2 separate regions of the Homo sapiens genome follow, and region 2 is linked to region 1. Evidence: read pairs that join two places in POLR2A ChIA-PET (ENCODE). Cell type or tissue: OCI-LY7. All regions are shown on one strand. Links, peaks and the distances in the headings refer to the core of each region. The heading gives the core; the rest is flanking DNA.

Region 1 (7,866 bases), core at 1,421-5,420:
CAAATACTACAAATGTCAATATTTAAAATCCACATAAACAAGGCTCTTTGGGGTCCTTAATAATTTTAAGGGTGTAAGCAGCCTGAGACAAAAACGTTGAGAATCACTGTGTTAGGCATTTGTGACACAATGGTGAATGCAGCACTCAACAGTGCCCTCGTGGAGCTGGCTTGAGTTCACAACCTAGGGAGTAAATAGGCAGTCAACTGGGAATGGAAATAGCCTATAGGGGAAGGACAGAGTTCTGTGGGAGCACAGGGTGATCCTCTTGAATTGGAAGGATTGTTTCAGTGAAAGAAATGAAGAAGGCATTCCTTAATCATTGCTTTAGACTTCATCTCTTCCATCTCTTAAACATTCAGCCCCTGCCTTTTAATTTTATTCTCCCCCATCAACATTAATTTATTTATTTTAGTTTAGTTTAATTTAACTTAATTTTATTTTTTGAGACAAAGTCTGGCTCTATTGCCTGCTGGAGTGCAGTGGCACGATCTTGGTTCACTGCAACCTTGACCATCCCAGGCTCCAGAAATCCTCCCATCTCAGCCTCCTGAGTAGCTGGGACTACAGATGTGTGCCACTATGCCGGGCTAATTTTTGTACTTTTTGTAGAGATGGGATTTCACCATGTTTCCCAGGCTGGTCTCAAACTCCTGAGCTCTAGTGATCTGTCTGTCTCCCGCCTCCCAAAGTGCTGGGATTACAGGTATGAGCCACCATGCTTGGCTTACCAACAACATTTAAAACTACACAAGCTCCTTCCACTAATAAAGAAGGCCAAAACCCCAAACTTCGTCCCCAGTTCCCCTCCATCTACTGCCCTTTCCATTGCCTCTCCCTCAGCAAAATTTGCAAAGATTTTGCAAAATTCTTTTTGCATCACAGACTTCATTTCTTTCCTTCTCTATCTTCAACACACTCCTACTGCTTTTGTGAAGATTAACAGCGACATCTGCATCAGTATTTTCAGTTCTCATCCCACTTGGTCTCTCAACACTTGCTGTATTTGACCAATCTCCTTCTATTTTCTTGAGATGAAGTCTTACTCTGTTGCCCAGGCTGGAGTGCAGTGGCGCGATCTTGGCTCACTGCAAACTCCACCTCCTGGGTTCAAGTGATTCTCCTGCCTCAGCCTCCCCAGTAGCTGGGACTATGGGACTACAGGCATGCACCACCATGCCCAGCTAATTTTTTGTATTTTTAGTAGAGAGGGGTTTCACCATGTTGGCCAGGCTGGTCTCGAACTCCTGACCTGAGGTGACCCACCCGCCTTGGCCTCCCAAAGTGCTGGGATTACAGGTCTGAGCCACTGCGCCCGGACCTGACAAATCTCCTTCTTAAACACACTCTTCCACTGCTTCCGGAATACCCCAGTCTTCTGAATCTTGCACCCCCTTGCCACCCTCTCACTCTCAGTCCCTTGGGTCTACTTATTCTAATACCCATTCGTGAGCCTTTGAAATTCCACCGGCTTAGACCCAGGGTCTCTTCTCAACTACACCCTCATCAGTACTCCTGGTTTTGATCTCAATGATCAAATGTAAATTTATACAACCCACCTTGACCTCTCCTCTGAGCTTTCAACTACCTACTTGATACTCCCCTTTGGATTTCTTAAAAGGATCTTAAACTGGTATGTGAAAATCCAGATTCCTGATCTGTCCCCTGAAAGGTGGTTCTACTCCAGAATCCATAACTCAGCCTCTTACTATGTAAATGCTAAGTCTAGGAGTCACTCCTGACCCTCCTTCTTGTCACCCTTTCCTGGGCCACTGTGGTAACCATCTGTTACCCTGCATTCACTTGTGTTCCTCCCAATCTTTTCTCCATACAACAGCCAGAGGGATCTTTCACAGTAGTAAATATGATATGACTTTCCCCCATTCAAAGTCCTTTAATGGCTCCCCCTTACCTGTGCAAAAAATTCCTGCCCATCCAATCTGAATTAAAGTCCCACCTCCTGGCCTCCACCTTCCTTTCCAGCCTCCTACTATGGGGTGAATGTGGGTGTCATAGTCAACTCTCTAACATGACATGTCCTTATCATTTGGAATTGCTTGATTTCTTTTTAATTCCCACATTCTGCAAAGCCACAGACCAATGCACATGACTTTTACTTTGCCTAGAATTCCCTCTCCATGTCCCATTTATTCTCCTTCGTCACATCTTGATAACATGTGTTTATAATTGAAGTTTATCTCCAGCTTAACTCTTTGTGAAGCCTCCCTGAATGCTCACCGTGTCCTAACTCTTGCTCTCCGCTATACTCCCAGAGCCTGGGTCGCAAGTCCCATGTATAACCCTCTTCATGTTCTGCTGCTGGTGGTTACTGACAGGTCTGTCTGTCTCCTCATTGGCCTGTGAGCTCCTTAGGGGCAACTGGTTTGTCATTCCTGTATCCCAAGTGGCCAGCTCAGTGCCTGGCACTTGGAAGTCTCCTAAAAGAAGTTTGTGAAACAAATACGGGTGAGTCCAAGGAATGCCTGAGGGAAATATTCAGAAAATAAAAGAAAAGGGGGCAGTTAAATGCTGTCAATCTGTGCGGAGCTGCTCTGGGAGACAGGAAGGCTGTTACCGCACTTACCTACTCATCACGCGCATCCTGGCTTTTCCTTCTGGCTTCATAAAGGTGCTTGTGTGGCAGAATGGACTGTGCGAAGGTCCTGCCCTGGACCAGAGGGAGAGGAGTTCCATGAGGTGAAATATAAGGGAAAAGGTGCGTCCACCTGGGGCCAAGTCTGGGATGAAAAATGCTTTTCATAGGTTCCTGAGGGTGACAGTTGTACAAAGGCCTCCTTGGGGGCAGAAGGTGGCAAAGGCACAGCTGCAGATGGGCTGATGAGACTGTTTATTCCCTCGCAGTTGGCATAAAAGCAGAAGTAAATCAAAAGAAAGAACATAACCGTTAGTTCAGATGGAAATAGCAAGTTCCTGGGTTGGGTCTACAGGCTGACATTCTTCTTTCTTATACGATTTGGTACAAATCATAAGGGAAAAAATTAATGTTTCAATTTTTCAGTAAAAACAAAGTCAAAGTTTGATGAGTGTCATGATTGTTAACAGCCTACTGTTGAGTTTCTCCTCTCTGGTGGGCCTGGACTGGGTACTGGGGACACAGGGTGCTGAGAGACAGCCCAGCCCTGCAATTGCATTCTGGCTGGAGAAGGCCGGGGGTGGGAGGAGCGGAAGGAAACTGGCAGCTGTTAAGTAGCTGCTCTGTACTGGCAGCTGGAGACAGATGAACTGCAAGGAGGGGTGGCAGGAGCTGAGCATCAAGGAGTGGTACAAACACAAGCTCCCCAGGAAGCCAGGGAGTAAAGGGCTGCAGAGGCTCCTCCGGGGGAGCTTGTTCTTACTTACTTTTCTATTGGTGTCAGAAGCATCCAGCGTTGCTTCAAGGAGGCCATTCCTGGTATTGCCCTTAGACCCTGGGTCACTGGGTCCTGTGGCCCTCTCTCACCATTCCCATCCCTCAGGAGCAAGGGAGGGAGGAGGGAGAGGACAGGGAATGGAACCAGCACAGAATCAGATGGGAAGCTGTTCCCTGGGTGTAGAAAGAAGTCAAGCAGATCCTCTTGGCGACACAGGGGAGGCTAGTAGGAGACTGGGGAGAGGCAGACAGGACTGTGGAAAGTCTTCAAAGCAGGCCTCAGATTTGAGACAGAATTCTGGGGCCTGGGAGAGTTACTCTGAGTTTCTGAACCAATATTTCTAGAAGATGAATTTGACTGTGGTATGTAGTAGTTCCCAATTCCAGGCCTGCTGACTGGTCGCATCCATGACCTGGGGAGGTTTGTAAAAGTTCAGAGCTTGTCCTGGGCCATACTACAGGTGGTTCTAATCCAGTAAAATGGAGGGGAATCTCAGGCAAAAACATCTTGAAGAAGCTTCCTAAGCAATTCTGGGAAATTTGAGACCCTGCTATGAGTTAGGTTGCATGGGAGGTGTTGGAAGGAAGGTGACCGTATAGAGAATCTGTTGTAATAATTGCAGTGTAATTGAAGATGGTCTGGACTCAGGGAGTGCAAGTGCAGAGGACAAGGGACAGATGAGCCTGCAGACCGCTACATGAGCCCAGCATCAAGCCTTGGCTCTAGGGGAGAAAAAGCAAAAGGGTACCAATAGCATTAATATGGAAGTCAGGAGAGAGTTGTTTAGTGGAGTAAGGTGAGGGTTACGATGAACTCAGAACCAGGTATGTAAGGGAAGGGTCAGAAAAGAGAGCAGAAGTAGAAATGGATTCAGAAAACATATGGAGATGTCACCTGGAGTCTCAGGAATGGATGAGTCATTAGGTGAAGAAAGTGCATGCAGATAATTTAGCTACAAAGGAAACAGGGAGGATGAATGCAGAGAGCGAGTGGGAATGAAAGCAGCTGCATCTATGGGAAGGGCTGTCTCATAGATGAGGGACAGGTCTACCCAGGGTTAGCCCATATGTGGAAGTGGCAGGACAGCAGATCTCAGCTTAAAGTAAGAAATGGCTTCTAACAGATCTGCCGAGAACCTCCCAAGCCAGCTCTGACTGTCAGCTGGTACAGTTTACCAGTTCTATTGGGACTTCAGCATGATTAGTTGATGCGTTGCAGGGAGGTGAAGTAGGGAAAATAATAGCTGAAGAATGAGTAATGTTTAAATTAAGTACCATACTAGGTTTTTTTGTAATGTCATTTTTTATGCCTCTGAGAGATGAGGCCCCCATCCTGGAGTTTGTTCTTATTTACATTTCTATTGGTGTCAGAGGCATCAAATGTTGCTTCCAGGAGCCCATTCCCAGTATTGCCCTTTGGCCCTAGGTTGCTGGGCCCCCTGTCACCATGCCCATCTCCAAGGAGCAAGGAGACCCCAGGGTTAAGGGACATTCCACCAACAGCCTGTACCCCATCGCTGAGCCACAGGCTGTTGGCACTCATGGCCTCAGAATTTCCTTCCCAAAAGGCCCGAAATCTACTTCCACAGCCCACGTGGGCCTCTGCTGCAGTCTCTCCTCCCAGAGAGGACAGATACCCATCTAGAAGCTCACCCCTAGGCCTGAGCTGTGGCCAAGGGGCAGCTGTTTGGGGAATGGATGGAGCTTGGACAGGTGAGTTGGGTGTTCAATCTGTGATGCCAGCAATGTGGAACAGAACTGGGGTGGGAAGAGAAGAGAATGAGATGTCTTCTCCTTATATTCTTGCTTTGCGCTTGCAAATGCTGGGGGGAGGCCTGACCCTCCTGTAACTCCAGGCCGTGATATTTGATGTCCACTGGGTAAACAGTCTATACCAGTCTTTAAAGTCCCCCCTACCCTTTCAAATATAACTAGGAATCAAGCAAATTTGGATTCTAGAGGGAATTGTATTTCTGCTGTAATTACTGTACCATCCATAGGAATTTCTTTTTGTTTAAACTTTTTTTGCATATGATTATAAAATTAATGCATGTTCATGTAAAAACATCATGTAGAATTGCTGAAAAATCTACAGAAGGGAATAAAATTACTTCATATGAAGTAGAGATAACCACTATCAATGTTATGTGTATTTCCGTCCACTCTTTATAATTGCTCTGTATATATGAGATTATACTATGCTTATACATTTTTTCTATAAATCTGGTATCAGAGTGCTCAATTTTTAAATTTTTTCACTTCAAACCATTTTTATTTTCAAATTCTTTAAATATTGCACAAAAGAGATTTTCCAAGATAGTATAAATTCCAATCACATGGTTATGCCATGAAATACTTAAGCAATCCCCTATTGTTGGACATTTAGTTTATCTCTAATTTTTTTGTAATTATAAGTAACATTGTGACAAATATCTATGTATATAATAAATATTTGACTTACCTTCAATTACTCCCCTAGAGTAGATTCCTGGTGGTGAAATTGCTGGGTCAAAGAATGTATACACAGAAATTTTAAATTTCTTGGACATTTTCTAATTTCTACAGCTTTTGTGAGCCATCTCTTGCCAAAGTTGGCTCTAAGGACAATTCTGAACATCAGTTACCAGGAAAAACTGGCATTCAATAAGCAATTATTATGTGCAGTCACTGTACTTGGAACTTTCAGCACCTCATTTATGTCTATGATTTAGCCTTCCCAACAATTTCCTTGAAATATTATCCCAGTTATACCAAGGAGGAAATTAAACTGGAGCTGGAAAGTTACAGAGCTAGGATTCAAGCTAGGTTCCATCTTGCCAAGGCTGGTGTCACCATGCTGGTGCCATGTTTGAATAATTACTATATCTTGCAGGCCCTGTATGTGGGGTCCTTTTCTCCCAGATAGACTTGGGTTTGCAGCGATTGGGGGAAAACGGAAGGAAAGGAATAGAAGGACTGAGAGAAAGATAATTGTTCTTAGAACTCCAAAAGCCTCTTGCACCAACACCCCAAGCCCCAATAGTCAGGGGTTCATCGAAATAGATCAAAGGGCTGCGCAGAGGCCAGACAGTATGTGGTCAGCATGATATTTTGTGTTTTACAGACATGATATAATTTACACTTTATAGTCATAATCCCATTTTACAGATAGAGAAACAAAGGTTTAAAAAAGGTTTCCATGATAGTGGAATCAGAATTTGAGGCTATGCATTCTGATAATGGAGTTCATGGTCATAAAACAGGTAAAAGAGGGCAGAAAAAGAAAGACTTATACTTGCTTTGTTCTTAGGGCCTGCTTTTCTCTTGATCCAAGCAACATTTACCTTCCCCATTCATTTGGCAGCAAAATGAACTCTATAGAAGAAAACAAGAATGGAAAAATCAGAGAATCCTGGAGTTGTAAAATACCACTAGAGGTGATGATGATGATGATGATTATGGTGGTGGTGGTGGCAGCAGTGGTGGTGTGCTATGGTTCAGAGACTAGGGAGGAGCAGGGAGCAGGTTACCCCAGGGAGGACTGAAAACCCTGGTGCCCCTGGCGCCTCCTAAGTTAGAACGATATCCACTGAGTTGCCACCAAGTCACAGGGATTTGGCTCCACTGAAGAATTCTTCAGTGGAGAAGCTATGGCCCCTCCATTTATTTCAGTCTGGGAATCTAGCATTGGTCTTTTCTCCATGCTTATCTGACCCAGTGATCTAGCCAATAAAATAGATTCAAATAATCTTTAAAGCCACAGGGAAACTGGAAATGAAATACAATCATCCCTCAGTATCTGTGGGGGATTGGTTCCAGGACCACTCACAGATACCAAAATCTGCAGATGCTCAAGTGTCCTATATAAAATGGAATAGTATTTTCATGTAACCTACACACATCCTCCTGAATACTTTAAATAATCTCTAGATTCCTTTTACTACCTAATACAATGGAAATGTTATGTAAACAGTTGTTATACTGTATTATTTTACAGTTTTTTTTTTTGACAGAATCTTACTCTGTTGCCCAGGCTGGAGTGCAGTGGCATGATCACAGCCTACTGCAACCTCCGTCTCTCTGGCTGAAGCGATCCTCCCACCTCAGCCTCACAAGTAACTGGGACTACAGGTGCATGCCACCATGCCTGGCTATTTTTTTGTAGAGATGGGGTTTCACCATGTTGCCCAGGCTACTCTCAAACTCCTGAGCTCAAGTGAACCACTTGCCAAGACCTCCCAAAAAGCTAGAATTACAGGCGTGAGCCACTGCACCTGGCCTTGTATGGTTATTGTTATTTTTTTCTTACATATGTTTGATCTGTGGCTGGTTGAATCCAAGGATGTGGAACCCACAGATAAGAAGGGCTGACTGTATAGGTGATGATGGAAGGTACCAAATAATTTCAAATTATGAATGAATGAATTGAATTGAATTGAAAAATGATCAAATAAACAAATAGATCTCATTGTAATTTGTCTTACTTCTCCAGCTCAGGTAGTTAGTTGTCATAATAT
Region 2 (7,866 bases), core at 2,274-6,273, 140 kb after region 1:
TGGATCTTCTTTTGTTTGTCTGTGTATTTATGTGTGTGGTGTGTGTGATATAAAAGGGCTTTAACTGGCTTAAAAATAATAAGCGCTTAAATAAAACATTTTGTCAGAAAAGTAAAAAGTGTAATGCCTTTTAGTTCATGTGACTTAACTAATCTTTGGGAAAAGATTATAAAAAGTCATGGGAATGTGAATATCTTTTTGCCTTGTTGAGAGGGTTGAAGAATTGTTTTAAATTAGATAGGATAAAGCTGAAGATTCGAGCAAGTTGTGGAGGTTTGTGAAAAATTAATCTTGTAAAAAGGTTGTGTGTGAGAACATATTAAAGGGGTATTATTCTGTCTTTCCATAAATTGAACATTGGAATAAAAGCATAACAGGTTTTTCTTAGAGCACTGATCTGCTCTTTAAAAAAAATTTATAAAGGGTTGTAAAAGGTTTGAGAATCTTACCTTAAGGTCAAACTGATTAAGATTGAATACATTTTTGTATAAGGTTTTATTAAGAATTGAGTTTGACATAAATAATGCACTAATGCAGTGGTGAAATTTGGCGTATTTGGCATAAAAATCTTACAGGAAGCACTGTCAAATGTGAGTGTTTGCCTTTCTTTGTGCTTATATAAATATTACTGGTATGTGTTCCAAAATTATGCAAAATTCCTGTAACTCTGATATGGCTTAGTGTATGTTATTAATCATTATAACTGTTATGTAAAATTGTTGTGTGTCATAGAAGAAACCAAAATTTCCTTGTCGATTGTGGCTTTAATAATGGTTGTCCTAACTAAGACTTTTTGTCACCTACAGACAATTGTCTTGTTTTAATCCTCTTCAAAAGGTAATTTATAATCAGCTATAGGACTTTGACAGGTGCTCTTGAATGCAAGTTTCTAGTAACTTTGGAGATTGTGACATTAGAATAGAGGAAAAAACTTCCAGTACTCATGGAGAGTGGAAATGTTCATGAATATCAAATAGGACAGTATTTAACTGCATGGACTGAACCAATGTAAGTCTGAAGTAATCTTTTTTGGCTTTTTGCTTGAAACGTTGATGATCTTTAGTTTTTCAGTGTCAACAAAATTTTTCTTTTGAGCTATTTACAGCTTTTAAAAATTGAGTACAGTATACTCCTGTGAACAAAATTTGGAGCATGTTTGTTTCTCTCTACCTGATTTCTCTAGAATTTGAAAACTAGTTGTGAATATTCTTAATTGATGGCAATATAGTTGTTTGTATAAGTACAATAAGAATCTGTTTTCTTTTGCAACAGAACACAATTGGAAAAACTGGTTATTTTACCAAGGCATTGACTGGAATGGTGTGCTTTCCTTTAAGCAATCAAATTAGACTTAGAGAGCCAATAAAGGCCCATTGGGAAAACTGGCCTCATACCTTGTGTACACAATCCCTGTACAGGTTTCTTGACCTGCGGTAAGTAAATAATGTCATTTTCTGACAGGCCCAGGAGCCCCAAGTTATCTTGGGACCTCAAGAAGAGAGGAATTTACTCAAGTTATAGGTATCGGAGGGTACAAACCCATGGCTGGGCTCGGCTTTAAAAAAGTCTCATCTGAGATTCCTTATGGAACAATGTTCCATCAAAGCCAGTTTAAAAAGAGCTTATGTTTAAAAAAATTATTCTTGCTGCACTTTATACAAATAATCAGGCTAAGTGTAAGACTAAAGCTTATTTTTGCAAACAAATCAGTTCTATTATGATTTGTCTTTAGTAAAAATGTGATACTGGAGAGAGAAGAAAATTATGTTTCAAGCACTATGATACACCTGTTATTGGATTCTAGTCTCATCAGTTGTTTTTGAGTTTTTTTCTGCAATTTAGACTGACTCTGCTTATTCCTGTGAACCCATCAGTGGTCTCTGGCTGTTGCTCAAAAGAAACAAGAGGGATAGGTAATGTAGAAATCTCAATCAGTATTCTAATTCTGGGCACATATTGGAATCAGTTAGTGACTCCCTATTAGCTTGGTTTCAACAATTGCCCAGTTCATGGAAAGCCTTCTTATTTAGTTTACTTGGGATAATTTTACTTATTTTGTTTTACTGTTGTAGAATATATTGCTATTGTACTCCTTGTGTAGGAATGCAGTATGGGCTTCCTTAATGTTTTCCGAAATGGTGCACTTATTAATCTTCCAGGTATCACCTTTTGTCAGAACTCAAGAGTTATGAATGGTCCTCACCATACTGTTGCCTTCTGACTGAGCTCCTCTCTACCCAAATACAAGAGACCCTAACAGTTAGGCAGGAATATTATCACCCCTATTCAGCCTGAAGAAGTTACAGAAGATGAATTTTCGTCCCTCTACAACCCTTAGCATTAAGGGTTCCCTTGTAAAAGGGGGCGGGGGGGTGCGGATGTGTCAGAGGTGTTTGAGCCAGAGCAACTCCGTCTTGAACAGGGGATGGGTAAAATAAGGCTGAGACCTTCTGGGCTGCACTCCCAGGATGTTAAGGCATTCTTAGTCAATGGATGAGACAGGAAGTCAGCAAAAGGTACAGGTCACAAAGACCTTGCTGATAAAACAGCCTGCAGTAAAGAAGCTGGCCAAAACCCACCAAAACCAAGATGGTGACAAAAGTGACCTCCGGTCTACCTCACTGCTCATTATATGCTAATTATAATTTATTAGCATGCTAAAAGACACTCCCACCAGCACCATGACAATTTACAAATGCCATGGTAATGTCAGGAAGTTACCTTATATGGTCTAAAAGGGGAGAAAACCTCAGTTCCAGGAATTGCCCACCTCCTTCCTAGAAAACTCATGAATAATCCACCCCTTGTTTCGCATATGATCAAGGAATAACTACAAGTAAGCTTGGTTGAACAGCCCATACCACTGCTCTGCTTATGGAGTAGCCATTCTTTATTCCTTAACTTTACTAGTAAACTTGCTTTCACTTAAAAAACAAACAAACAAAACCCAGTAACATTCAGAATATCATTTAAGAATATAAAATAAAGCTGAGCACTGTGACACACAACTGTAATCTCAGTTATTCAGGAGGCTGAGGTAGGAGTTTGAATCTAGCCTGGACAACATAGCAAGACCCTATCTCAAAAAATATATTTTAAAAAAGTATCTATATGAAATGAATAGAAATAAATCTGAGATATGTAATAACTCAATACAAAAAAACTACAAAACATGGAGAGAATATATATTATAGCTAAATAGAGTGATATATCATGTTTATAGATGGAAGAGTCAATTTTATAAAATGTCCGTTGTCCCTGCACTGAACTATATTCCACATAATCCTGGCCAAAAATTCTAGGTTATGTATGTGTGTGTGTAAACTGACAAGCTGATTCTAAAATTCAAGTGTAAATGCAAAGAGCCAAGCTAATGTTGAAGAATAAAAATAAATAAAATGGAGATTCACACTATCAAATAGCAAGACTTACTATAAAGCTAATAATTAAGACAGTGTGGTATTGACAAAAGGACTCACATAATAGAATAGTGAGTTTAGAAACAGACCCATTCATATCCAGTCTCCTTGATTTACAATACAGATGACACTGCAGTGGGGTGGAAAAAGGATGATTGCTTCAATAAATGATACAAGGTCAGTAAGATACCTACATGAAAAAAAAAATTATGACCCTTCCCTCCCATCATACCCAAAATTCTTAAGTAGACTGAATATATAAACATGAATGGGAAAATAATAAAAATTTTAGAACAGAACACCTTGTGACCTTGCAATCAATAGAAATATTCCTTTTAAAAAAATGTATTGAGGTAAAAGATACATATATGACTTACATCTTTCCCATTTTTAAGTCTACAGTTCAGTGATAATGAAAATTCTCTTTCATTCCTCTCTCCCCCTTCCCAGCCTCTGGTAACCACAAATGTATCTTCATGAGATCCACTTTTTAAGCTCCCACATATGAGTGAGAATATTTGCCTTTTGGTGCTTGGTTTATTTCACTTAACATAATGGCCTCAGTTCTGTCCATGTTGCTGCAAATAACAGGATTTTATTTTTATGACTGAATAATACGCCATTGTGTATATATCTTCCATACTTTATCCACACATCTGTTGATGGGTGCTTAGGTTGATTCCACATGTTGGCTATTGTGAATAGTGCTGCAATAAACATGGGAGTGCAGACAGCTCTTTGATACACTAATTTCCTTTTTTTTTGGATATATACTCAGCAATGGAATTGCTAGATCATATGGAAGGTATATTTTCAGTTTTTTGAAGAACCTCCATGCTGTTCTGCATAGTGGCTATGTTAATTTACATTTCTACCAGTATATGATTCCCCTTTTTTCTTTTTTTTTTTTGCTACTTAGTTGTTTAAGCTCCCAATATATGCTGGTTATTAATCCTTTCTCAGAGAGACAGTTTGCAAATATTTTCTCACATTATATGGGTTGTCTCTTCACTTTGTTGATTGTTTCCGTTGCTGTGCAGAAGCTTTTTAGCTTGATGTAATAATCTTAGTTGTCTATTTTTGCTTTGGTTGCCTGTGCTTTTGAGGTCTTACACAAGACATTTTTGCCCAGATCACTCCTGAAGTGTTTCCCCAATGTTTTCTTCTAATAGTTTCATAGTTTTGGGTCTTAGATTCAAATCTTTTATCCATTTTGATTTGATTTTTGTGTATGGTGAGAGATAGGAGTCTAGTTTCATTCTTCTGCATATAGTTATCCAGTTTTCCCGCACTATTTATTGACCACTATCCCTTTGTAAGTTCTTGGGACCTTTGCAGAAGATGAGTTGGTTGTAAATGGTGCATTTATATCTAGGTTCTCTGTTCCATTGGTATCTATGTCCATTTTTATGCCAGTACCATGCTGTTTTGTTTACTACAGCTTTGTCATAAATTTTGAAGTCATGTAGTGTGATGCCTCCAGCTTTGTTCATTTTGCTCAAGATTGCTTTGGTTACTCAGGGTCTTTTGCGGGTTCATATAAATTTTTAGGATTTTTCCCCCTTATTTCTGTGAAGAATGTCATTGGTATTTTGATACAAATTGTATTGAATCTGTAAATTGCTTTGGGTAGTATTTTCATTTTAACAGTATTAATTCTTCCAATCCATGAGCATGGAATATCTTCCCTTTTTTGGTGTCCTATTTCTTTCATCAGAGTTTTGTCATTTTCCTTCTATAGAACTTTCACCTCTTTTGGTTAGATTGATTCCTAGGTATTTCATATTTTTTGTAGCGATGATAAATGGGATTGCTTTCTCGACTTCTTTTTCAGATTGTCCACTGTTGGTGTATATAAATGCTACTAATTATGTTGATTTTGCATCCTGCAACTTTACTGAATTCCCTTATGTGTCCTAACAGCTTTTCAGTGGAGTCTTTATAAGATCAGGCAATCTGCAAACAAGGCTAATTTGACTTCTTCCTTTCCAATGTGGATGCCCTTTATTTTGTTTTCTTGCTTAGTTGCTCTGGCCAGTACTTCAAGTATTATGTTGAATAGCAGTGAAAGTGGGCATTCTTGTCTTGTTCCAGTCTTCAAAGTACAATGCTAGATGTGGGTTTGTCATAGATGGCCTTTCCTACTTTGAGGTATATTCTTTTTATACCCATTTTGATAAGTGTTTTTATCAAAAAGGGATGTTGAATTTTACCAAAAGCTGTTTGGCATCTATTGAAATAATCATACAGTTTTTGTTCTTGTTTCTTTTAATGTGGTGAATCACATTGATTGATTTGTGTCTGCTGAGCCATCCTTAAAACCCTAGCATGAATCCCACTTGATCATGGTGAATGTTCTTTTTAATGTGTTGTTGAATTTGACTTGCTAGTACTTTGTTGAGGATTTTTGCATCTATGTTCATCAGTGATATTGGTCTGTAGTTTTATTTTTTCGTTGTGTCCTTGTCTGGTTTTGGTATTAGGGTAATGCTGGCCTTGTAGAGTGAGTTTGGAAGTATTCCCTCCTTTTCAAAGAGTTTTAGTGGGATTCATAATCATTGTTTAAATTTTTGGTAGAATTCAGCAGCGAATCCATCAAGTCCTGGGCTTTTCTTTTTTTGAGACAGGGTGTTGCTCCATCACCAAAGCTGGAGTGCAGTGGTGTGAACACTGCTCACTGCAGCCTCAACTTCCCAGGCTCAAACAGTCCTCCCACCTTAGCCTCCTGAGTAGCTGGGACCACAGGATTAGCCTGACAGGATTAATCCTCACAGGATTAGCCACCATACCCAGCTAATTTTTTATTTTGTAGGGACTGGATCTTGTTATATTGCCCAGGCTGGTCTCAAACTCCTGGCCTCAAGCAATTCTCCTGCCTTGGCCTCCCAAAGGGCTGGGATTATAGGTGTGACCCACTGTGCCCAGCCTGGGCTTTTCTTCAATGGGAGAGTTTTTATTATAGCTTCAATCTCATTACTTGTTATTGGTTTGTTGAGGTTTTCTATTTCTTTATGGTTTAATCTTGGTAGGTTATATGTGTCCAAAAATGTATTCATTTCTTCCACATTTTGTGATTTGTTGGTGTATAATTATTCATAATCGTCTCTAATAATTATTTATATTTCTGAGGTCTGAGGTGTTATGTCTCATCTCTTGTTTGATTTTATTTATTATAGTCCTCTCTCTCAGTCTAGCTAAAGGTTTGTCAATGTTGTTTATCTTTTCAAAAAACCAACTTTTCATTTTATCTTCTATACTTTTTTAGTATCAATTTTATTTATTTCTGCTCTGATCGTTATTATTTCTTCTGCTAACTTGGGATTTGCTTTGTTCTTGCTTTTCTAATTCCTTGACATGTATTTTTAGGTTGTTTATTTGAAGTTTTTCTCCTTTTTTGATATACGCATTTATTGCTATAAACTTCCCTTTCAGTATTGCTTTTGCCATACCCCATACACTTTGCTATGTTGTATTTCCCTTTTCATTTAAGAAAATTTTCAATTTCCTTCTTACTTGCTTCTTTGACCCATTGGTTGCTTAGGAGCATGTTGTTTAATTTCCATTTGTTTGTGTATTTTCCAAAGTTCCTCTCATTTTAATTTCCAGTTTTCTTCCATTGTGAAGATACCAGATATGATTTATATTTTTTTGAACTTGTACAGATTTGTTTGTGCCTAAGATATGGTCTATTCTTAAAAATCTTCCATGTGTTGATGAAAAGAATGTGTATTCTGCAGCAGCTGGGTGAAATGTCAGTTAGACCTATTGTATCTAGTGTGCAGTTTATGCTGTTTCTTTGTTGATTTTCTGTCTGGATGATCTGTCTATTACTGAGAGTGGGATGTTAAAGCCCCCTACTATTACTGTATTGCAGTCTCTCTCTCCCTTTACATCTAGTAATGTTGGCTTTATATGGAGCTGCAGTGTTGAGTGCATAGATATTTATAATTGTTATATCCTCTGGTTGAATTGACCCCTTAATCATATAGTGACCCTCCTTTACTGCCAGTTTTTACAGTCTTTGTAGTTTATCTTATCTGCTACGAGTACAGCTACTCTTGCTCTTGTTTTCTAGTTGCATGGAATATCTTTTTCCAGCCCTTCTCCACTTTGTCTATATGTGTCTTTGCAGGTGAAGTGAGTTTCTTGAAGGGAGCACATAGGTAGGTCTCATTTATTTATCCATTCAGCTACTCTATGGCTTTTAACTGAAGAACTGAGACAATTTATATGAAAACCCACAAAAGAATTCTATAATTTAACTCCACCCTCCAACATTTTGTCTTTTAGTTGTATCAATTTACATATTTTTATATTATCTATTAACAGGTTGATATAGTTTTGATAAATTTATCTTTTGGGCTTCATGCTAGAGTTTGAGTGGATTGCACACCATAAATACAGTTAACAAAGGATTCTGAGTTTGTCTGTGTACTTAATTTTACCA

The links. ChIA-PET counts read pairs that join two places held together with the same protein. Peaks named below come from ENCODE experiments on the same cell type or tissue, not always from the same donor. Only the 100,000 strongest peaks of a DNase experiment are listed, where the experiment ranks them.
Region 2: POLR2A ChIA-PET joins it to region 1 with 7 read pairs; 2 of 35 experiments call an interaction of 5 or more read pairs at or near these places.

The regions. Positions count from the first base shown.
Region 1 is chr2:200,690,730-200,698,595 of GRCh38, reverse strand. It overlaps the pseudogene AOX3P-AOX2P and the pseudogene AOX3P. Among named protein-coding and RNA genes, the nearest start is that of LINC01792, 41 kb to the left of the region's middle. In OCI-LY7, for the core only: no CTCF peak of the experiment used is centred there; DNase peaks (open chromatin) are centred at 2,845 and 3,205; H3K4me3 peaks cover 1,769 bases; H3K27ac peaks cover 3,206 bases.
Region 2 is chr2:200,547,455-200,555,320 of GRCh38, reverse strand. All of the region lies in intron 5 of SGO2 (shugoshin 2), which reads right to left. Among named protein-coding and RNA genes, the nearest start is that of SGO2, 25 kb to the right of the region's middle. In OCI-LY7, for the core only: no CTCF peak of the experiment used is centred there; no DNase peak of the experiment used is centred there.